Linked DNA regions of Homo sapiens: region 1 is linked to region 2. Evidence: chromatin loops called from intact Hi-C (ENCODE). Cell type or tissue: heart left ventricle. All regions are shown on one strand. Each heading gives the region's core, and the rest is flanking DNA. Links, peaks and the distances in the headings are about the cores only. Region 1 has its middle 110 kb from the start of CLEC14A. Region 2 overlaps LOC112268136 (a long non-coding RNA gene).

Region 1 (12,847 bases), core at 5,305-10,304, 55 kb after region 2:
ACTCATCCTGGCCAGGAAACTTGGAACACATTTAGAACTGCCAGCTGTTTTCTTAGGTTGTTCTACCCAATCTTGGAGTTCCTTTTCTTCTTAACAATATTTTTTTGCTTTTTAGTGCCAGTATTATTCATGATAGAGAATAAAAAATCAGGGTGCTAATCAGAAAGATATTGCAGAAGTAAAAAGCAGCATATTATAGAGGCAAATTACATGCAAAAGTTCAGGAAATCATGGAGCTGGAGACAATTTCCAGGAATTTGGTTTATGTGGTATATCAGAGTTCTCGAGAGAAACAGAATCAATAGGATGCATGAATAGGTAAGTAGCTAGGTAGATGGATAGATGATAGAGAAAGAGATTTATTTTAAAGAACTGGTTCACATGATTATGTAGGCAGAGATGTTTCAAGATCTATACTCAGCAAGCTAGAGACCCAGGAGATTACATGGTGTAGTTTCAGTACAAGTCTGAAGCTTGAGAATCAGCGGGGAGCAGATGGTATAGATTCCAGTCCAAGTAAAAGTTCAAAGGGAGGAGAAGACTGATGTTCTAGCTCAAAGACAATCATGTGGAGAGAGTGAATTCTCCCTTGCTCAAACTTCTCGTTCTAAACAGGCCTTCGACAGATTGGATAGGCCCACCTACATTGGGAGGACAATCTGCTTTAGTCAGTCTACTGATTGAAATGTCAGTCTCATCCAGAAACACCCTCACAGTCATACTCAGAATAATGTTTAGCCAAACATGGGGGCACCCTGTGGCCCAGTCAAGGTGACATAAAATTAACCATCACAGGTGGTCCAGTGAATTGTGATGTTTTCACAAGCAGGAAGAGAAGAAATATTGGACTTATAGACATGCACAGTGTGAGGTGGTCATGGAATATCCAGTTGGAAACATAGATTTGAGCCCAGAAAAGATTTTACATTCTAGCCTTAAATTTGGTGAGAGCTGAAGACATAGACATGGATGAAATTGCTTAGGAAGAACACATAGATCCATCGACTCCATTATGTATTGAACATCTATTATATTAAGAGTAAATAGGCACTAGAAATATAATTAACAAAATAAAGACAATTCTTACCATAAAGAAACTTAACTTCTAGGGAGGGAGAAAAAAAATCAAACAACTGAGTAAAGAAACAAAGAGATTATACCATCAAAAGTATGGTAAGTACAGAATAGAAAAAATGTCCTATCCATAAGAAGATATAACAAGAGAATCTGACTTAATCTGGAGTAATTTGGAAGACTTCCTTGGGTGAGTGACATTTACACAAAGACCTGAAGTTTGCATAGACTAAGCAAAAAAAGGATGGCATTAGAGAGACTAAAATACAGATTTATGTCTGCAACATTGCAATGAAGAGAAGAAATGTCAAGACCCAAGATTATAGAGGTAGTTACGGTCAGCTCATTCAGGGTCTTCTAGGTAATTCGAAGGTTTAGCAGAATGAATTACTGGTCACAATTCCTCACCCCCCGGTAGTAGTATTATGCATCCATCCCTTGTCATGTCTTCACGATAAGCACAGAATACTATTTCATCGCTTGATTTTGGATTTGACCACGTGACTTTCTTTGGGAGGTAAGATGTTAGTAGATATAATATAAGCAAAAATTTGAAGTGGGCATTTGTGTAGATTAAAACAATTTTTCCTCTTTCCACCGAGAATACTACTGTGACCAAATGTGTGGGAGTTTCCCCACCCCAACAGACACGCCAAGTATCTTGGCCCATTTTCTGTTGCTTACAACAGAATACCTAGAAAGGAGTAATTTATAAAGAAAAGGGATTTTTTTTTTCTTACAGTGATAGAGGCTGAGTCCAGGGTCAAGGGGTCATATCTGGTGAGGGCATTCTTGCTGTGAAGACTCTCTGCAGAGTCCTGAGGCAGCACAGGGCATCACGTGGTGAGGGGGCTGAACATGCTTGCTCAGAGCTCTCTTTTTCTTCTTATAAAGCCACCAGGCCCATTCTTGTGATAACCCATTAGTCTATTAATCCATTAAAAGATTAATCCATTCATTTAATAATGGATTCACACATGAGGGCAGAGCCTTCATGATCCAATCAGCTCTTAAAGGCCCCACCTCTCAATATTGCCACATTGGGAATTCAGTTTCCCATAAGTTTTGGAGGAGACAAACATTCAAACTGTAGCACCAAATAATCAATTCTACGGTTAACACTGTCTGAGTATCCTCTGATTTGGTTTAGTTCTGATGCTATTTATCTGGAGATAGCATCAGATCCCACAGGTTGAAGGCTCAGTTCTTAAGACTGTCCCCTCACAACCTTTCAGATGCCAAACAAGAGCCCCAGATTGTTGTACCCGTTTTGTACAGAACCAACCCAGATGTTGTACCAGATAGTTATAGCTTCTGGCTGACCAGCTACAAATCAGGGTTTCCACAACCTCCTCCTCAGGTTTGGTTAATTTGCTAGAGCAGCTAATAGACTTCTGGGAAACACTAACTTATGTTTACCAGCTTATTACAAAGGATATATTAAAGGTTACAAATAAATAGCTAGGTTAAGAGACACATAGGGCAAGTTCTGGAAGGATCTCAAGAACAGAAGCATCTGTCCCCATGAAGTTGGAATGCATCACCTTCCTGGCATATAAACGTCTAAGCCCCCACGTGTTCAGCTGTCTACAAGCTCTCTCCACCCAGTCCTTTCGGTTTTTATGGAAGTTTCATTACTTAAGCATTATCAATTTAATTATTGGCCACTAGTGATCAACTTAACCTTCATCCCCTCTCCCCTCCCTGGAGGCTGGATGGTGGAGCTGAGTAACTCCTCTAATCCTGCTGTGTGGTCTTTCCAGTGACCAGACTCCATCCTGAAGCTACCTAGTAGCTGTCAGTCATCAGTCAACTTATTAGCATACAAAAAGACACTTACCACTATGAAGATTTCAAAGATTTAAGGAATTGTATGTCAGAAAACTGGGGACAAGGACAAAATATATATTTTACAATATCATTGCATGAATGGTTGGCCTTATCCTCTTGCACTTTTGTCAGCACCATGAAAAGAGTTTGCACCAGCCAGGCTACTGGTCAAAGGAGGATGAGAGACTTATGGAGACCTGGAACCAACTGCATTTGGAATGGAAGCCAGTTTAACTCTGAGGTTACCTTCAGCCAGCTTGGAGACATGAGAGTAGAGTAATGCATTGTTGTTCTCTACCACTGAGCTTTGAGATATTTTACACAGCAAAAAATGACTAATACAGAGGCCTTGAAGAAAAACAATGTTTAAGAGTTAAGCTAAGGGAAAGGAACCAGAGGAGAGGAAAACACTAAAAAGAAGAAATTAGAGAGGCAGAAGGAAAATAATGAGGGAAAAAGTATTGAGGATATCGGGATTAGGGAGAATTTCAAGGCAGAAATGGTCAAATTCCACAAAGAGATCACACCGGATACAGAGTTAAAAATAAACTACTGAATTTGTAAATTATGTGTTCAATGTTTTTGAGCTTTGCCAAAACAGGTTCAGTTAGTTGGTAGAAACAGAAATCATATTGCTGTGGGTTAAAGGACAAGTGGAAAGGGAGAAAGTAGAGGCAGGATATGTAGACCATGCTTGAGTGTTATAATTAGATGGAGGGAGGCAGGTGTCAGGGAATAACACAAAGACCACAAGAGAAAAGTTAGAGTTGAATTTGCCTCCTTTGCAAGTAGAGGAGAACCAAGTCACTCAGAAAGAGTTCGGCAGGTCTCCACAAGCTGAAAGAGGAAGGATGAAATACGAGGCCAAAGAGAGAGTTAACTCCATATGAGAAAGGATTATTTGCATTAAATTCTAATTTATTAAGGAAAGTATTATAAATTATCTCTTTGAATTGATTATTACTTTGCTTTATGTCACAAAAATATAACAAAGTGTTTTAAGAGTCTCATAAATGCTGTGTTAGGCTTAAGATAGTGGAGCAGTCAGTTTTTTATGCACTTTTAAATGCTCGGCACTTGGCACATTTTTCTTTTCCCCGAGGTGATGACTTGAAGAGGAGGCATAGTCAAAAGAATTGCTTTTAGAATGAAGATATTTTGAACAGGTTTCTAGTTTTAAGAGAAATTTTGGTGGAGAGAGAGTGCAAGAGTGACAAATCTATGAAACAGAGTTAGACCAAGAGCTTCAGAAAGAAGTAGAACTACCTCCTCCTCCGACTGAGTAGGTAGGTAACCTGGAATGAAGATGAGGTTGAGGGGTAGAAACTGAAGGCAGAAAGACTTCCTTCCTGTTGACTGCTACTTTCTCTGAAACAGTGAAGATGGATCATCTGCAAGAGTGAAAGGATGGTAGACATACACCTTCTGTAATCGCCTTCTTGTTCCAAATATAATTTTAAGACAAAAGTTTTCCCCGTAGCAACTTTTACATGTCTCAGTTCAGTTTCTATTTTAACTTTTATTATAACCCTTCCTAACTTAATCTAAAATTCATAAATATAACATGAAGAATAAATTGATAAAATTGTGAAAGGCAGCCGGGCGCGGTGGCTCACGCCTGTAATCCCAGCACTTTGGGAGGCCGAGGCGGGTGGATCACGAGGTCAGGAGATCGAGACCATCCTGGCTAACATGGTGAAACCCCGTCTCTACTAAAAATACAAAAAATTAGTCGGGCGTGGTGGTGGGCGCCTGCAGTCCCAGCTACTCGGGAGGCTGAGGCAGGAGAATGGCGTGAACCCAGGAGGCGGAGCTTGCAGTGAGCCGAGATCGCACCACTGTACTCTAGCCTGGGTGACAGAGCAAGACTCCGTCTCAAAAAAAAAAAAAAAAAAAAAAAAAAAAAAAGTGAAAGGAAATGTGTCAATTGGCACAAAAAACGTTAAATGTGTATACACTTTGATTCAGTAATACCACTTCTAGGAATTTATGAAAATTGGAAAATGACATACAAGTTTGGTAATTGAAGAATTGTTTATATTAGTAAAAAATGGATTAACCTAAATATACATCAACAAGGATTTTTCAAAGTAAACTGTCATATAAGCATACACACAATAAAATTCTATGCAAAAATAAAAATTATGATACAGATCTATTATTTATGTCTACAACAATGTGTTTATATTTTGTGTGTGTGCACATGTACAAATATGAATACAGACCAAAATCTTAATAGCACTTATCTATGGGTTGAAAGATATGGAGTAGTTTTTCCTTTCCTCTTTTTACTTTTTGCATTGTTTGAATTTTTTTATAATAAGCATTTATTATAGCTGTTATATAAACGAGCCAAAGATTGCCTCTGTATATACGTCAGTTTGTTCATTTCTTCACTGCAGGCTGAGACACATTAGTTCAAAAGCCCACTAGCACCAACCTTAAACTTGACATATCCAATTGTTTCAAAAATACAGATTTTTAACTGTTTAGAGTCTGCCTGCTTTGCATACCCTGTGAAACCTTACCTGACAGCTGTTACCCATTGATAAGGTAAAACATTGTGGTTACAAAACCAAACTGCTATGGCCCTTTGGAGGTCTCTGACCCAGAGACCTCTGTCAGATTGCTGAGTGACATCACTTATATAGGAAGCACCGTTTCCGATCTTGCTCTCACCCAGGGATTCCCTTGCCCTCCTCATCTCCTGGAGGATGGCTCCCCATCTGAAGCCTCTGGATGATCGTGTGCTGTGACGGATTTCCCCTCTTACGCAATTCGGTAGAAGTGCTGCTCAATAAAGTGTGTTGGGTGTTACTGCCTTTCATGGTCACATATGTTACATTGATCAGCCTCAGAATCCCTTGAATACCATCTCCCAACCCCCAGGTCTTTGTAATAACACATAATAATAACAAAGTGGTGTTATTAAACCAGTTTTCTTTTTTTTAAGAATTTAAATGGGTCCCTACCCTGTGCCAAAGAAAACCTGGGCAGAATCAAGCTTCCAAGAAAAGATGCCTTGCAAAGCCTGGACCCAGGGAAGCTTAAGCTTCTAGTCAGGGTTTCGGTATTGACAACCAAGTTCAGACAGAAACTATCCTGTGAAATCTCAGCCGGCCGGGCGCGGTGGCTCACGCCTGTAATCCCAGCACTTTGAGAGGCCGAGGCGGGTGGATCATGAGGTCAGGAGATCGAGACCATCCTGGCTAACAAGGTGAAACCCCGTCTCTACTAAAAATACAAAAAATTAGCCGGGCGCGGTGGCGGGTGCCTGTAGTCCCAGCTACTCGGGAGGCTGAGGCAGGAGAATGGCGTGAACCCGGGAAGCGGAGCTTGCAGTGAGCCGAGATTGCGCCACTGCAGTCCGCAGTCCGGCCTGGGCGACAGAGCGAGACTCCGTCTCAAAAAAAAAAAAAAAAAAAAAATCTCAGCCATAACCACAAAATCACATTGTCCTGGATTTTTATCTCAAATACCCTTTGTTTTTAATATTACCCAGGCTCTATAGCTGGTATGTAGGTAGCAGATAGTCTAAGTGTTATTTCAGGGTAGTTTTCCAGTTCTTTATCCATATAAGTCATCAGGGACCTACCACAACTCCCTCCTTCCCCTCCTATGATATTTGCTCCTTTTATCAAAGTTTGTTTCGTGGATTCATCTAAGTGTTCTCCCTCATTCCCAGTAAGATTGCAGACCAGCAATCTTGTATGCTTCTCCCCTCAAGGAGTGCTCCCCTCAATTTGGAAAGGGTTCTCTTCTCAATATCTTCAACTGTGTTTCAGTATCCAAATACAGTTTGTTGATAGCATCTGCATCTTTCAAGTCTTTCCCCGCTTGCAGGGTAGAGAGCTGCTCCTTAACTCTCCACCCCGACTCCCTAAACTATCCTTGCTGATTAGGTAAGTCTTGGTTACTAACTAGGAAATGATCATCAATTACCACCGGACTTTAAGTGTACTATATTTATATATCTATATGTATATTCCTATCTTCCAGACTCTGGTGCAAATTTGCAAATTGAGCAGACTATTTTTTATTGGACATTCTAAGCTGCTATACAGCTACTATATATTGAAGCTTTATTTAACTTAAATAGATGAGATAGGTGGAATGAATGATTTTCATTTTACATTTAGGAACCTGAATCATCTTTGAGAAAGCAGGAGAGAAACTTGGCCACAGAGTTAGAGGGAAGGAAGCTATTTTCCTGAATTCCAATTCCATGTTCTTTGGAGATCTTCCTTGATAATCTTTGTCGCCTTTCTCCTCAACTAGAAAGTGCTTAGCGTTACTATCCCTCATGTGAGACATCCTGTGCTCTGACAATGGAAAATGAAAAATCATACTCAAAGATCTATTTTTGTTCACTTCCAAGCAAAGTATAGATAAAGAAGATCCAAAGAGGTGCTTGAATGGAATTTTCAGTTCATGTAAGTGTCCACATTTCTCTCTCCTGACTATTTCAAAAGTGATTGCTAGTTGAATGTGCCTTTGTAGCATGTCAGTATAAACCATTTTGATAGAATTATATGTTTCCTTTTCACCTAAGATCCTCCTTTCCCCTAAACCTTTTGTTCTGTTCTTGTCTCTAATTCTGTCTCTTCATTGGAAGTGATTTACTCAGGATACAAAAGTCACTCTCTGCTTCTTTCCAAATGTCAGTCCTCAGAACTTTCTCACACACTCTTAGAACCATATCAGAAATAAAAAAGACTCTCAAATCAGGCTTTAATTACAATCACTCTTGAGGGCACATCAGCCTCTCAATAACGACTAAGTTCACAGTATTCAAAGAACAACTCAAAGTATAGCATGTCCCAGTGCCCCACATTTTTCAGGCACTAAACGGTCTCATCATTTTTTTAGTTTCTTTTTTTTTAAGCAAGAAATATGCTTCAAAGAATAAATTTACAGACTTCAGTTTTTACACTTGGTTCACTGTTATGTATAATTAACACATTCCTGTTCTCCTCTCCACTTAATTTAGAACAACATTAAATTTCCATGCAGCTCATCAAAAGCATATGTGGATTATTGGAATGTAGTTAGGAAACTCAATCAGTAGGAATTTCATCCAAAAACACCTGGAACCCAGCTTACCAGATACAAGTCTATGAAAACTTGTGAAGGAGACAGTTTAGCATGTTTCCCTCTGGTTTGGTGTGTTGGCTCTTCTCTAAGTATCTTCCTTGCCACCTCATCACCATCCTTGGCTCAGAAGGCCTCCTGGAGATGAGAAGCTTCTCTTACAGGAAGCATGTCTCCCAACACTCACACTGTAAAGTACCACTTTACCAACTAGGTGACTTGGTAAAGCTTGTATGGTATTATATAGCTGTTCTTGCAGTGGCTTCCTGAACATAATGCCTCTCCCTTGCCTTACAGGCCCATTAATAATTCTCCTGGGAGGAATTTTTGTTTAGGAGACAAGAATATCTTTTTCCTAGATGATCATTAAATATTCCTCAGTATAAAAAAAGCCATGTGTTGATAATAATAACAATCATAATATTAATGAATAATAACAATAACAGACATTCATAGGGGACTTATTTTGTTCCAAAACAGTGTCCTAAGTGCTTTCCACATTATTTTAACTTATATCATCATCATAAAACATCTTACTGGTTGAGACTGTTATTATCATCATTCTACAGACAACCTTTTGAAGAGGAGCAGAGATTGCCTTACCACTGACTAAGGAGTGTCTTCCTCCTACTTAGGGTTCGGTAATGACGTGAAAAGCATTTTTAAAAAGACAGTAAATGGAGCATATTTGGGGTATGCATTTTACTATTGCTGGTGCCGATATGTGCTACAGCAAAACCTCTGCCAAGAGAGGATAAAAGGAGTCAGCTCATAGTGGGTGGATACTAGAACTAGACAGAGGTTCAGATTGACATTGTTTAGGGGGATGGGGAGATCTAACAGGAAAAGGAGATGACTCAGAAAGAACTTCCCCAACAGTTTAGGATGCCCCCTAATGATGGGAACATTCTAAGATATCCGCTAGAGAAAAAGTCCAGGAAGGTATGGCATAGATTTCTCATTGCTGCTTCAACATTCATTTACCCTTTCTTTATTAGTAAGAGAGCTCCAATTTTATTTAGGGTGGCAATGTGCCTAGCTAAAATAATGCATTTCCCAGCTTATCTTGAGATTAAAGTGGCCACTTCACTGAGCTATGACCAGTGAGAAGTAAACAAAAGCTATTAGAATGAGAAGACAGACAGCTGGCATGTGTCACTTTGCCCCTTCCTTTTCCACACCCTACCTCCTAGAATGCAGATATGATAGATGAGGCTCCAAACACCATTTTGGACTATTGTGGTGATCCTGCAGATGGAAGCCAAATAATAAGAATGGAAGAGCAGATGGAAGTCAAATAAGAATGGAAGAGCAGAAATAGAGATGGAGGATGAGTCCCTGATGATCATGGGGTCACCATATCTTCCCCAGACTGCACATCTCCAAACTTATTTTATGTGGAATAAAATATATCTTCATAAGTTTAAGCCATTGATATATCTGACATGTTGTTATATGCAGCTGAACATGATTCTTAGCGGATCCACAAAGTTAGCTGAAGGTTTTATGGGCAGCAGAACCTTCCCTTTACAAGGAAAGAAAACTCAAAAGACCCCTCTACCAACAGACAGCAAAGGTCCTGTGGAGAGAGGCCAAATGAAGAGATCCAAGCTAGGAATTTCCCAAGCCCTTGAACAAGACAATCAACCTCCTTGCTTCTCAGTCCTCCCACTGACAAAATAAGAAAGCTAAATGTGATTATTAAGTCTCCACTCCAGGTAGAAAATTCTGCAATTTTACAATTATGAGCGAATAAGACACACCAGTGTTGCTAAAAACCTGCTGAAAGGCTATTAGAGTAAAGGTGCTATTTTCTCCTGTAGGGAGAGGTAACTTAATCAGATTTGACTGAAACCCAGTCCGAGGCTGTCTGGCCACTTGGCACAGGGTTGCTACTACTTTCGGATCAGCTTGTGATTGCCATAATCAGGGACTATTTGATTGGACAAACAAGTTCATTTCAACAGACTTAAGCATTCCTTATCCTAGTAACACAGGGATATCTTACTGAAGCAGAGAACACCAGGGCAGGAAGTCCAAACAGGAAAACTGAGAACTGGAAAACCAAAAAGTCTCTCTCCCTGTCTGTGGTCAAAGTGGTACAATCACCTTGGCCTCCTCCTCCTATTTCTCACTACTGTTAAGCTCCTTTGCTGCAGGTCTTATATGGTAGAAATATGAAAATGGCTTTCCCAGCTCTACATAATCTCTCTTTCAAGCTAGTACATGTGTTTCACTGGTTTACACTCCACGTCACTCAAATTTCTCATGGAATCTGATTGGTTCAGCTTTAATTAGCAATGACCCTGGGACAGTGTAAAGCCACAGGGTACAGGCAGGATAGGCAGGGCTTTGGGGCTGGCTCTCTAGGGAGGAGTATGACTGGGAAGGGAGAATTTGTATCTTCAGAGTAACAGTAAGGAAGTTTTTTCAGCGTTCCTCTTTAGGACAGGATGCATGTCTTTCCAATCTAAGAGCTCCATCCACAGGACTCTGCTGAGGTGGGGCAGGATGAGCGTAGATGGATTATACCAAGATATATCAAGTCGTGCCTCCTAACCTGCCTGGAGTGATACAAATGTATCACTGTTTTGAGTTTATAACATTTACTACAGAAGAGTTCTATGACACCTGTGTACGGGCATTTGGAATGATTACAGGCACTTGGAATGATTACAAATTGAAATAAAATTATTATGAAATTTTTGTTGAGACTCTAATAACATAGCATTCCTTCAGATAATTAAAGTGTTGGAAACAGGATAGAAAAACTGCTAATTTAGCCTTCCTTTTATCTGTTTCACTAGCTCTTGTTATAACCTTCTCTACTTTATGCAGAACTTGTCTGTGTAATTCAGAACTTGTTAATTACCACCTTGACCAGTTCTGAACTCTGTTATTTGTGGATCATCTTGATAATTAACTGGATGTTTCTATATTTTAATTGGATAGAATTCATCACTTTATACTATATTTACAATTGTTATGGTATGAAAGCCACCTCACTAATAGATGTTTTGCTTTTTTAAAACTATAATAATATATGGAAACTTTTAGTATTTTTATTTATTTTAGAATTTGGCTCAAAATAATAGTTTCCATGACATCTTCTATCCCACATTAATAATTATTTTACCCTCAAGAGCATAAGAGATTTAGTTTGTTGTCAAAATTTTGTTTTCTCAAAATTCAATTTCTCTTAGTCTTTAGTCTCTTAAGCATAAAAAGATGAAATATAATACATAGAGGTCACACTAAAAAATAAAATCCAGATTTAAGCTTCTTATGGTGGCTTAGACAGGTCACTTAATCCTCTGAACTTCAATTTTCATTATGTAAGGTGGTCAAAATAATATCTGAATCTACTCCATGTAATTTTTAAGTTTACTAAATGAAATATGGTTATGAAAGTAATTTTAAAAATGTAAGAATGTGCAACATTATTAGATACTATCAACAGGAAGCTTACCTATTCTTCTATGTCTTATAAGATGATAAATTGCTGTTGTCAGAATAAAAGTAGATGAAGCATAAATGAATCAGGTAACCTAGGCTTATATTGGTGAACAACACAAGAGTATAGACACCTCTCTATGATAAATATGAGTGAAACATCATGATTAGGGGTAAATTGGTTTACTATTTCATCAAGACAGCATGCCCATACAATATAACAGAACAGCTTTTAGGGGAGACACTCTATATAAAATGATGCTTGCTAATCACTCATCATTTTTTTATTATGTAAACTGCCAGACAACTGATTTGACAAAAATCTTATGAATTAGTTTAAATGCATTCCTGACGTGTAATCAATATCTCCAGCAGACTTCAAGAATGCATTGCAGTGTGTTACATCCTTATTAGACATATCAAAATGAGCCTTACCTGAAGCTAATATCATTAAATCACTCAAGAACTTAATTTTAGTTCAGTAATCGACTTCCATAAAATTGTCACTGGAAATGCTGAAGGGACAGCCCATTAGAGTATAAAATTGTAGGTTTGCTTTCTTCATCTTTCTTAAAATGCACTAAAGCAAATCTAGTTAGAAACATGAAAAATACCATGAGTATTACATACCTTCTCTAATAAATTTCATATTCTGAAATCAGAAAGTGTTGAGAGATGGTTAAGATGAGAAATTATGTAATATTTGACCCACTTTTCTTGAAATCCTTCAGTTTGTAGCTTGTTGGTATTTGCCCCTGGCTCCCTATGATGATGTTTTTTGTTTGTTTCAGCTCTCATACTACTAAAGTGTCATAATTTTCCAACACTTTAACACTTTGGTAGTCCATTTACTGCCATATTCTTTGCATTTTTGCATAGGATTTTTTGTCGATAATTTTGCTATTTAAAATGGCCCCAAACTGTAGTGTTGGAAGTGCTATCTAGTGTTCTGAAACACAAGAAAGCTGTCATGGCCTTATGGAAAATATATATTAGCTAAGCTTTGTTCAGGCATGAGTTACAGACCTATTCTCCATAAGTTCAATGTTAATGAATCAACAACATGTTAAATAAGGTGTCTTTATATCACAACACACATAAAACAAGGTTACACGGTTTTGTTTGGGGGGTTTTATGGCTTTAAATAGTGGAAGGGAGAAATGGGGAGAAGTTGGTCAAAGTGTACAAAATTTCAATTATGCAAAAATGAATTAAGCTCTAGAGATCTAATGTATAGCATGATGATCATAGTTAACAATACTATAATGCATACTTGAAACTTGCTAAGAGGTAGATCTTAAGTTTTCTCACCTAAAGAATAAAAGAAAGAAAATGGTAACAGGGTTATATATTGATTGATTAATAAAAATTTTGTGACCAGAGGGCTCGCAGGAACCTA
Region 2 (12,847 bases), core at 4,563-9,562:
ATGGACCTAAAAGACATCTACAGAACTCTCCAACCAAAACCAACAGAATATATATTATTCTCATCTGCACATGGCACATACTGTAAAATCAACCACACAATTGGCCATAAAACTATTTTCTGCAAATTAAAAAAAAATGAAATTATACCAACAACACTCTTAGATCACAGTGTAATAAAAATAGAAACCAATGCTAAGAATATCACCCAAAGCCATACAATAACATGGAAATTAAACAACCTGTTCCTGAATGACTTCTGGGTAAATAATGAAATTAAGGCAGAAAGCAAGAAATTCTCTGAAACTAATGAGAACAAAGATACAACATGCCAGAATCTGTGGGACACAGCTAAAGTAGTGTTAAGAGGAAAGTTTATAGCATTAAATGCCCACATCAAAAAAGTAGAAAGATCTCAAATTCACAGCCTAACACCACACCTTGCCTTACAAGAGGTCTTTAAGGGAGTGTTAAATATGAAAAAAAACCATCACTAGCAACCACAAAAACACACTTAAGTACATAGATCATTGAAGAAATCAAGAAAAACAAGAGCAAACTAACCCCAAAGCTAGCAGAAGACAAAAAATAACAAAAATCAGAACTTAACTAAATGAAATTAAGATGTGAAAAGCCATACAAAAGATCAATGAAACCATAAGTTGGTTATTGAAAGAAAAAATTACATTTATAGACTGCTAGCTAGACTAAAAAGAAAAAAGAGAGAAGACCCAAATAAATGCAATCAGAAATGAAAAAGGCGACATTACTACTGACCCCACAAAAATACAAGAAACCTCAGAAGCTGTTACAAACACCTCTATACACAGAAACTAGAAAACCTACAAGAAATTGATAAATTCCTAGAAATATACAGCCTTCCAAGATTGAACCAAGAAGAAATTGAAACCTGAACACACCAATAATGAGTTCCAAGATCGAATCAGTAATAAAAATCCTACCAACCAGAAAAAGCCCAGGATCTGACAGTTTCCAGCCAAATTCTACCAGACATATAAAGAAGAGCTGCCACAGTTTCTGCTGAAACTATTCCCAAAAATTGAGGTAGAGAGCCTCCTTCTCAACTCATCCTATGAGGCCAGCATTATTCTGACACCCAATAGTGGCAGAGACACAACAAAGAAAGAAATCTTCAAGCCAATATCCCTAATGAACATAGATGCAAAAATCCTCAATATGAAAATCAATAACTGTGATTCATCACATAAACAGAAAGAAAAGCAAAAACCATATGATCATCTCAATTGATGAACAAAAGTCTTTAATAAAATTCAACATCTCTTCATGTTAAAAAGCCTCAACATACAAGAACTGAAGGAATATAGCTCAAAATAAGAGCCATCTATAACAAACCTACAGCCAACATCATACTGAATGGGAAAAAGCTGAAAGCATTTCCCTTGATGACCAGAACAAGACAAGGATGCCCACTCTCACCACTCCTATTTAACATAACACTGGAAGTTCTAGCCAGAGCAATCAGCCAAGAGAAAGAAATAAAAGGCATCCAAATAGGAAGAGAGGAAGTCCAACTCTCTCTGTTTGCAGACTATATGATTTTTTATCTAGAAAATCCCATACACTCTGCCCAAAAGCTTCTAGAGCTGATACACAACTTCAGTAAAGTTTCAGCATACAAAATCAATGTACAAACATCAGTAGCATTTCTATAGATCAACAACATCCAAGCTGAGTGCCAAATCAAGAAAGCAATTCCATTCACAATAGCCATAAAAGTAAATACCTTAGAATATAGCTAACCAGGGAGTTGAACAATCTCTGCAACGAGAATTACAAAACACTGCTGAATGAAATCAGGCATGAAACAAACAAATGGAAAAACATTCCATGCTCATGGATAGGAAGCAAGATGTTGTTAAAATGGCCATACTGCCCAAAGCAATTTGTAGATTCAATGCTATTCCTATCAAACTTCCAATGACATTCTTCACGGAAATAGAAAAAAACTATTCTAAAATTCACGTGGAACCAAAAAAGATCCTGAATAGCCAAATCGATGCTAAGTAAAAATAACAATGCTTAAGGCACACCACCTTACCCAGCTTCAAACTATACTACAAGGCTGCAGTAACCAAAACAGCATGGCACAGGTACAAAAACAGACACATATGCCAATAGAATAGAACAGAGAGCCCAGAAATAAAGCCCCACACCTAGAACCATCTGATCTTCAACAAAGCTGACAGAGCAAGCAATGGGGAAACGACTCCCTATTTAGTAAATGGTGCTGGAATAACTGGCTAGTGACATACGGAAGATTAAAACTGGACTCCTTCCTTTTACGATACTAACAAATCAGCTAAAGATGGATTAAAGACTAAAATGTAACACCTAAAACTATAAAAACCCCTGAAGAAAACCTAAGGAACACTATTCTGGACATAGGCCCTGGCTAAGATTTCATGACGAAGATGCCAAAAGCAATGAAACAAAAACAAAAATTTACAAATTGGATGTAACTAAGCTAAAGAGCTTCTGTATAGCGAAAGAAAATATCAACAGAGTAAACAGACAACCCACAGAAAGGGAGAAAATATTTGCAAACTATGCATCTGACAAAGGTTTAATATCCAGATTTATAAGAAACTTAAACAAATTAATAATAAAAATCCCCATTAAAAAGTAGGCAAAGGACATGAACAGACACTTCTCGAAAGAAGACATATACATGGTCCAGAAGCATATGAAAAAATGCTCAACATCACTAATCATTAGAGAAATGAAAATCAAAACCACAATGAGCATCTCACACCAGTCAGAATGGTTATTATTACAAGTCAAAAAATAACAGATGCTGGCAAGGTTGAAGAGAAAAGGGAACACTTACACACTCCTGGTGGGAATGTAAATTAGTTCATCCACTGTGGAAAGCAGTTTGGAGATTTCTCAAAGAACTTACAACTACCATTCAATCCAGCAATCCCATTACTGGGTGTATACCCAAAGGAATATAAATCATTCTACCACAAAGACACATGCACACATATGTTATTGCAGCACTATTCACAATAGCAAAGATATGGAATCAACCTAAATTCCCATCAATGGTAGACTGAATAAAGAAAACATGGTATATATACACCATGGAATGCTATGCAGTCATTAAAAATATGAGATCATGTCCTTCACAGCAACATGAATGAAGCTGGAGGCTGTTATCCTAAGCAAACTAACACAGGAACAGAAAATGAAATAGTGCACGTTCTCACTTATAAGTGGGAGCTAAACATTGTGTACACATGGACACAAAGAAGAGGGTAATCAACACTGGGGCCTACTTCAGGGTGAAGGGAGGGAGGAGGGTAAGGATTGAAAAACTATGAATTGCGTACTATGCTTATTACCTTGATGATGAAACAATCTATACATCAAACCGCTGCAAAATGCAATTTACCTGTATAACAAACCTGCACATGTACCCCTGAACCTAAAATAAAATTAATTTAAAAAAGACAAGATTGTCAGTGTGGATCAGAAAACAAGACCCAACTCTATGTTGTTTACGAGAAATCCACTTTAAATATAAAGACATATATGGATTAAAAGTAAATGAATAAAGAGATGTCATACTAACACTAATCAAAAGAAGAAAACAGGAGTAGTTATATTAATTTCAGACAGAGAAGACTTATGAGCAAGGAAATTATCAGAGATAAAAAAGGGCATTACATAATAATAAGTGGTCAGTTTTCCAAGAAGACAACACTCCTTAAAGTGTATATACCTAACAACAGACTGTCAAAATATGTGAGGCAAAAACTGATAGAATTGCAGGGAAAAATAGATGAATGCACTCTTATAGTTGGAAATTTTAACACTCCTCTATCAGAAATGGACAGACCCAGGAGTCAGAAAAATCCCTAAGGACATAGTTGAAATCAACAGCATCATGAATCTGCTGGACATCTATAAACTCCTTAATATATCAACAGCAGAATACACATTCTTCTCAAGCTTACATGGAACATCCACCAAGATAGTCCATATTCTGGGTCATGAAACATACCTTAAGAAATTTAAAAGAATAGAAATTATATAATGTATTATCTCAGGCTACAGTAAAATATATACTAGAAATCAATAACAGAAAGATAAGGAAAATTGCAAAGTATTTGGAGGGTAAACAAAACACTCCTAAATAACACATAGACCAAAGAAGAATAGAAATTTAAAAATACTTTTAACTAAATTGAAATGAAAATACAATTTATCAAAATTTGTGGGATGTAGCATTGAGTGCAGATATTACAAAAGGAGAAGAATCTAGAGATAATAATATAAGCCTCTGCCTTAGGAAGCGAGAAAGAACAAATTACACCAATGTAAACAGAAGAAAATATGTGATTAAAAAATAGAGCAGAAATCAATGAAATTGAAAACAGTAAATCAATCGACCAAATCAACAAAACTAAAAGCTGGCTTTGGGAAAGATATACGAAATGAATAAGCCCCTAACCAAGCTAAGAAAAAGAGAGGCTGTGTTATGTTAACTTTCATATCTAAGTGTATGATACATTTCAAAGCAATTTAGTATATATGCTAAGGTAGGGTTCAAGGTTAGTTTTCTCTATACAGATATTCCAGTTTATTCAGTATACTTACTGAAAAGACTATCATTTCCTCCACTGAATTTCGCTGTTGTCTTTGTCATAAATCAAAAGGTTCTATATGTTTGGATCTGTTTCTGGACTCTACTCTGTTCCATGGACCCATTTGTCTATTGTTGCACCTACATTCTGTCCTGGTTACTGTAGCTTTATGGCACCTGGCACAATATCTGGTACTATAAGTATCCAACTTTGTTATTCCTTAAGATTATTATAGTTATTCTACTTCATTTGTATTATATATTTTAGAATCAGCTAGCCAGGTTTTACAAAAACAGCTTCTTATAAATTTATTAATTAAAATATTAATAAACTAAAAAAAAATTAAAAATTTATTAAGCAGATGATTTTCTATGAGACAAGGGACAGAATGTTTCAGGTGTGAAAGTAATCATTTACATATTTTGTCATTCACTCTGCAAGCATTATTGAACAGCAATGATTGATGCAAGAATAGTTGAAGGAATTACTTTTCCCAGCCCCTAGCAAGAGAGAAAAATAAAACAAAAATTCTATTGTTCAGGATCTGATATAGTAATTTGACTTGTATCTTTTTAGTAAGTAGAGGAAATACAGCCCAGTCCTTTTTCAATTGTACAACAATTTTACACTTGCAAGATAAAATAGCACTGGACTTTTATTTTGCCTAATGGGACCTCAATCTCTAGGTTAAACTTCAAAAGCACCAATTTCAAAATGTCTAAGACATATTGAAGTATAATTTCATGCTTTAGTAATGTTCAAAAATTTCTAACTTGTCTTAACCCAATATTTTTTATAATAAAACAAAAATAAACCATTTACTTAAAATTTTCAATAATTCTAATATTTTGACCCTGAAATCATGTTGAAAATAGTTCCCAAGGCTAGAAAAGGAAATTTTATTTTAAAAAATTATCTTCGTTGACCCTCTTTTGACCAAGAGTTGTCGATTTGGGGGAAGGATAGGAGACAAATATGTTTCTGAACCACGTAAGACCGATGAGCTCCCCAGCGTGTTTCTTTCTGCATTCTGCATCTTCTCCATCCTTCTATGCATTTAATTTTGTGTTTCATCTGTTGCCTCATAGCCCTTCCTGCTGCTTCTCTTACTAGAATACTTTCTGCCACACATGGAGGAAATATTTTCCCTTAAGAACCTACCCTTCCTGGGTGCCGTGGCTCATGCCTGTAATCACAGCACTTTGGGGGGCCAAGGCCAGCAGATTGCTTGAGCCCAAGAGTTAGAGACCAGCCTAGGCAACATAGTGAGAACCCATCTCTAACAAGAAAAAGGTACGCCAGGCATGGTGGGGTCTCTGCCTGTAGTCCCAGCTACTCAGAAGGCTGAGGTGGGAGGACGGCTTGAGCCCAGGAAGCCAAGGTTGCATTCCACTTCATGCCAGCCTGGATGACAGAGAGAAACCCTGGATGACAGAGCAAAACCCTTCACACTAGCCTGGGTGACAAAGCAAAACAAACAAACAAACAAACAAACAAACAAACAAACAAAAAAACCCCCTACACTCTCTCCCACCCCACAGAGCCAAGAACTTAGGAAGCCAGTGTCATTGTGTGGGCGGGCTAAGCAATGTGGTTGTCAACAGCGAGAAGTTATGAACTCTTACCAGTATCACAGCAGTATCACAGTCCTATTTATCTAATCTCTGCTTTGTGAGAATGTGGAGGAGGTTGCTGAGGAAATGAGAGGCAGAGTTGGGAATGAGGGAGAGCTGAGGATGGGGAGGAAGAAAGAAAAAGAACAGTGCCCTGCTATCCTGGGCTTAGCTGCATGGCATCTTGAAGTGTGTCTAGCCTGGTTAAAATGCAAGAAATATACTTTTTGAAACCTAGCAGCAAAATAAATAGTGCTGTTTCTCTTAATGTGAAGTGTTAGTGATGTAGAAAAATTATAATTCTCAAAGCCTTCAGACGATAAAATGCAAAAGTCATTCAGTGATCCAAAGACCACACAGCATTAGCAAGTAACCAGATACCTAGTCTTGAAGAATAATAAAGCATCGTAAAATGGCTTGATAAATCAAGTTCTCAAGTTGCTGTGTTTTTCAAAATCCTTAATTGGGTATTAAAACTCAGTTTTACTTTCCTTGAATTGACGCTGAATTTTATCTTCAGGAAATAACCTGGAAGACCATTCTTCTTCATTTCCTCCTTTGAATAGATCAAGTTTCAAATCAGGGAAATGAAAAGAGAAGAAAAAAATGATGTATGAAGTCAAATGGAAGACTGAACTAAAAATAACTCTTCTAAAATACAAAACAATATGCTAAAATCAGCTAGAATGGGCTGAAAAATTAGACAAGGAGCAAAATCAAAGCACGAGTTTCATTGTTATGTTCTTTAAGAATGCAAAGTGCTTCTCAAGCACTGGGTATGAAAATGGGCAGATCTTAGTGCTCTCTAGTTAGAACTCTAAGAATAATGCCTTTTAATAATAATGCCTTGTCATAATATTGCTATACCACAGTATGGTTTTCCCATTTCCCTTAGACATTAAATATAAGGCTCATTTTGGTATACAGTTGGGAATATTATTAAGGCAAAAATGTTAGAAGCAAGTGTTAAACATTTGAACTCAGAAACTGCCTACTGCATGTCAAACATCAGTTTGGGTTACCTCCTTTACAAACAAGGCTGTTTCATGAACACTGAATAAGACAGCAAAGCAAATAGGATAAGGAGAAGAAATGAGGATTTCTTACACATAACAAAAGGGCACATTGCTGAATAAATTAAATGGAACTAAAAAAAGATAAAGATATCAGTGTTTTTAAAGCATAATGCTAAAAGGCATAAGTAAACAGAACAGAGTAATGCTGATTCGATGGGAATTTACATTCCTTACACTAGCTTGTCATTTATATTCAATTTAAAAATGGGTCATCATGTCAGAGCCTGCAATTTATGCCATTAAGGATATTTGAGTACTGACAAAAAAACACTCCTTTTCTCAGGAACTGAGGTCATCTTATACTTTAAAAGGTGTATCATAGTTGTTGTTTTTAAAATGATATATTACAAATGATTTGCCGTTTTAAATAAAAATTGAGGGAATACAATTATTACCAAGTTCTCCCTAACAACTAGTGCTTTAGGACTGCTCAACTAATAGGAAAGAAAAACAAAAACATCACTAGTGGCACTTCACAGAAAGAAAATATAGACATTTTTGTTTTTTAATTCAAATTGCTCTCAAAACCATAACTGCTTCAATGCAAGAATACCTTCTTTTTTTTTTTTTTTTTTTTGCCTCAGTTGCTATCAGATAACCTTTCAGTATTTGGTGCAATGTCTACTTTAGGTAAATGCCTTTTTTTCCCTCCCACACAGGATGTGAGATTCAACTGTTCTCCTTAGTGTGTTCTCTCTGCAATTCCAGACCCCATGAAATAAATCTCTGAAGCTTGCTTGTCTCCCAAACACTGTGTAAACCCACTGAAAACTTAAGTAATGGAGTAAACAGCTTTCTGTGGCTTCCTGCTTTTACTGCTTCAGTATTCAAAATCTTTCCTTTGCCAAGATAAATAACACTAACACAATCATAAATGGAGAAAATTTCATGAACATATTAAAATAATCTCATGTATTATAAATGTTTTATTTCTAAATTCAGCTCAATTTCCCTGATGCTAATTATCCCCGGAATATTTCCGAATTTGTTTTTTAATTCACTTTTTGGAGCAATGGACTATAACTATATTCTAATTGCTTAGAATATTCTGCTTATATATCTCTGATTGTGTGTTTCTAGTTCTTTCAACCTTGATGGTTGTGGTCTTTTTATAATCAGTGCAGTAGAAGGAGACAAAAAATATCTGGACTCTGTATGTACAGAATTTGAAGTACAATTGTTTTTCATAAGAAAGCTTTATAGGTTTTTTGGACCTACTCCACATAAAGAAAATGGGGTTCACGGAAATTTTATTATTTTTCACATGCTTTTAGCAGTATGTGAGTAAATGGTGTTCAGTACCACAAATGTCTTCGAGGAAAGCCTTTACTGAGGATTTCATTTTTTCATCCATTGGCAGATAGTCTACCTCCCTTGGATTTCAACCATTTCACAAATATTTATGGAAAGTTACCAATTTTTCAGTTATTGTTTCAGCTTGTGGGACCATGAGCAAATTAAACAATAATCCAATCCTCAGGGAGCTTACATTCTAGAAGGAGAGATAGATGATAAACAACTAATATGCTACACAGTATCAGCAATGATGAATGCTGGGAAAAAAAAAACAAAATAGGATAAGGAGCTAGATAATGACTACAAAAGGGCTATTTTAGATGGAGTGGTGAAAAAAGGCTTTTTTTTTTTTTTTTTTTAGATACAGGGAGCATATGTACAGGTTTGTTACATGGGTATATTGCACTCAGGTAGTGAGCATAATCCTCAATATGTAGTTTTCAACCCAGGACCCCCTCACTTTCTCCCCCTTCTAGCAGTCTCCAGGGTCTATTCTTCCCATCTTTGTATTGATGGGTGCTCAATGTTTAGTTCCCACTTGATTTTTTTTTTTTTTTGAGGCAGAGTCTCACTATGTCACCCAGGGTGGAGTGCAGTGGCACAATCTCAGCTCACTGCAACCTCCACCTCCTGGGTTCCAGCCATTCTCATGCCTCAGCCTCCCAAGTAGCTAGGATTACAGGCACCCACCACCTAGCCTGGATAATTTTTGTATTTTTTTTTTTTTAAGTAGAGAGAGGGTTTTACCATGTTGGACAGACTGGTCTTCAACTCCTGACCTCAAGCAATCTGCCTGCCTCACCACTTATAATTAATAAGGATTATGATCTCTAGGTCCATCCATGTTGCTGCAAAAGACATGATTTCATTCCTTTTTATGGTTGCGGAGTATATCATGTTGTATATATACCACATTTTTTCATCCAATTCACCACTTATTCCACGTCTGACTCCATGTCTTTGTTATAGTGAATAGCACAGCAATTAACATGAGTGCATGTGTCTTTTTGGTAGAATGATTTATTTTCCTTTGTCTATATACCCAATAATGGGATTGCTGGGTCAAATTGTAGCTCTGAGTTTTTTGAGAAACCTCCAAACTGCTTTCAAAAGTGGCTGAACTAAATTACATTTCCACCAACACTGTATAAGAATTCCTTTTTCTCCACAACTTGGCCAGTATCTGTTATTTTCTGACTTATATAATTTGGTTATCTCATTGTGGCTTTGATTTGCATTCTCTGATGATTAGTGATGATGAGTATTTTTTCATGTTTTTTTGACTGCTTGTATGTCTTCTTTTGACATATCTATTCATGTCCTTAGCCCCCATTTTTAAATGGGGTTGTTTTGTGCTTGTTGATTTAAGTTACTTATAGATTCTGGATATTAGACTTCTCAGATGCCTAGTTTTTTTACTATTTTATGTCATTCTGTGTATTTATGTCTATTTGGCTTCCTGAAGAAGGTGGCATTTGTGCAGTGAGGCCAGTTTATACTTCAATTGATCTGTGGCTCCTTCTGGAATGACTCACTAAATCCTACAGCTCTTATTTGTTAGCTGATGTTCTTGAGCCCTGCTAATGGCCCCTGCACCCTGTAGTTTCAACTGAATAGTGAACATAAACCCTCTATCTTTGCAAGAGTCTATCAGACTGCTTACTAAAAAGGCTTTCTATTACTGAGAAACCCTATCAGGTTTGCCGCACTACAGGTGAATTGAGAAAGCAACATTAGGTTCCATAATAATGATTAATATAAGATTATATGATGATTATGACAGTGATATATAATAAAAGTCACCCTTAAAATAAAGTTTTAAAATCTATGTGTACAATTTGTTCTTGTTTTAGTTATTTTAATGGGCCCTAAAGCTCTACATATTTTCTTGTTATTGTTTCTATAAAAGTAAATATTGATTTCCTCAGAGTTTGTAACATGTTGGTTATTACAAAACAAAGTAGACCATTGCTCATTGCCTGTGATAGATGTAGTAGAAAATGTTAAAGTTGAGTCATTTTAGTACAACCTTATTGCTTTTTAATAAATTTATCTTTCTTTACTGGTTCCTTTGAAAGTACCATTTAGATTGCAGGTATTCTTGTATAGGGTAATGACAGTTTTGGCTGCAAGGATAAACTTCTGGGAGTCATCTAGATGTCAATTGTTCTCATATTTATGAATTTCCTCCAAAGACTTCAGTGAGGTAGTGAAGAAAATCTTAGTTTACAAAGAGGTGAGAGGACAAAAGATAAATATATGGCAAACATGGTGACAATATTTTTGTCTTTTACCTCTCATAATGATGGTATTCAAATTACATTTACTTGATTATTTATTACCTTGACTTTATTTTCTGAGCATGATGGTTGATTCCTCATATTGAATTTTAGTTTTACCTTTTTGCATGACTGTTTATAATATTTAAATAAACTCAACTAATCAATAAAAGCTTTTTCCCTTTAATTATGGTGATTACTTTGAAGAATCAAGTTGTCTCTTTTATAGAAATAGTAATATTAAACCAAATTTGATTATCTATTCTTTGTTATTTTATAAAAGAATGTTTAGATAATACTAACTGCTCATTAAAGTTAATTCTACTATCTTTTTTGTTAATAAATATCCCTTCTATGTATGGATCTTTAAGAAAATTAACTAGATCCTACTAATGCCAGTAATATAAGAACTTATTTTTTTTTTACAGTAAAAATTTGGCTTATATATCAGATAGAAAAGCAATCCTTAGGAGAATATTTTCTAACATAACTCTTTGGGCAAAAGGTAGCTGATGTTATAATTTATTAATGCCAATTTAACAGTTACCTGGCTGAGAACTTTAGTGAGCACAATCTTTGTCAAGAAAACTGGAGCAGAAAAATCTAGAATCATCAGATTCCTGTTTATAAGCTGAATGAGCCTTTCACCGTGGATGTCTCCAGATTGCCCTTAGTTTCTGAAGAAAATTTCTTTAAGCCCTTTTAATTATGCCAGAAACTACACTTTCTTTTTTCTTTCTTTTTTTTTTTTTTTTTTTTTTTTGAGCCGGAGTCTCGCTCTGTCTCCCAGGCTGGAGTGCAGTGGCACAATCTCGGCTCACTGCAATCTCTGCCTCCCATGTTCAAGCGATTCTCCTGCCTCAGCCTCCTGAGTAGCTGGGATTACAGGTGTGCGCCACCGTGCCTGGCTAATTTTTTGTATTTTTAGTGGAGACAGGGTTTCACTGTGTTGCCCAGGCTGGTGTCGAACTCCTGACCTCGGGGGATCTGCTTGCCTCAGCCTCCCAAAGTGCTGGGATTACAGGCGTGAGCCATGGTGCCCAACCCCAAAAACTACACTTTTTAAAAGCTTTACTGTAGATAAATAAGCAGAATTCTCCTGGAACAGAAGAATAAACAGCATATGAATTTTCAATAAGAATTTATCTTTTGAATCTGTGAAATGAGACTGGAAACACAGAAGGGAACATTCTACGGATGGCTGCCAGTTCAACTGGTAGTTAAAAGAACAACTCAGAAGAAGCTGGACCAACAATCTGAAATTGAAACAGAAATTATCAAGGAGTCATAGAGTAATAGGATCTTGACAACTCTGAGTTTAAAAAGATACCTTAAAGTCCATGAAATAACCAATTGCTTAATGCTTTAATTTTTATAACAAAATGCTAGCTAAGTTGGCTGTCCAGCCTATGATTGAACACATACAGCAAACAACTTGCTGCTACACTTCTCTTTTATATTTCTATTAAAAAGTCATTTTAATAAAATTAAATCTGTTGATATTCATCCTAGCTTTATCCTTGGCAGGTTAAATTGAACCATTCTCATCACACAGAGCATATCAACAGCACACTGAAGAGAGAAATGAGCATTGTGGAGCCAAAGGAGGCTATTACACTCCTTTCATTGCAGAATTTAGAAACTATTTCTATTAATGTAGGTTTAGGATGACATTAACTTTTGTGGATGAACATCACACAGTTGACACAAAGTGAACTCAGGGGCAACTGTAACCTCAAATCAGTTTTAACAATGTTGCTGCCAAGTCATGTATCTCAATACACTACTTTAGAATCTACTTCTTCCTCCTTTTGTTAATAAGTTTTTAGTTTATCCTCTGGATTTCTCAAAATCACATCACCTATGTAAATGTATTGAGTACATGCTTATAATTCGGTCCAAATCATTAACAAACATGTTTAAAAAAGAGATATAAAGACCTAGACATTTGATA

What was found. A loop is a pair of places that touch in the nucleus more often than their neighbours do. Peaks named below come from ENCODE experiments on the same cell type or tissue, not always from the same donor. Only the 100,000 strongest peaks of a DNase experiment are listed, where the experiment ranks them.
Region 1: it touches region 2 in a loop (7-fold over the local background); 6 of 110 quality-filtered maps call a loop at or near these places.

The regions. Positions count from the first base shown.
Region 1 is chr14:38,357,735-38,370,581 of GRCh38, forward strand. No RefSeq gene overlaps it. Among named protein-coding and RNA genes, the nearest start is that of CLEC14A, 110 kb to the left of the region's middle. In heart left ventricle, for the core only: no CTCF peak of the experiment used is centred there; no DNase peak of the experiment used is centred there; H3K27ac peaks cover 895 bases.
Region 2 is chr14:38,303,810-38,316,656 of GRCh38, forward strand. It overlaps LOC112268136 (a long non-coding RNA gene), which reads left to right. Exons shown (of 5, transcript NR_169588.1): 5 at 7,978-8,121. Among named protein-coding and RNA genes, the nearest start is that of CLEC14A, 54 kb to the left of the region's middle. In heart left ventricle, for the core only: no CTCF peak of the experiment used is centred there; no DNase peak of the experiment used is centred there; H3K27ac peaks cover 2,585 bases.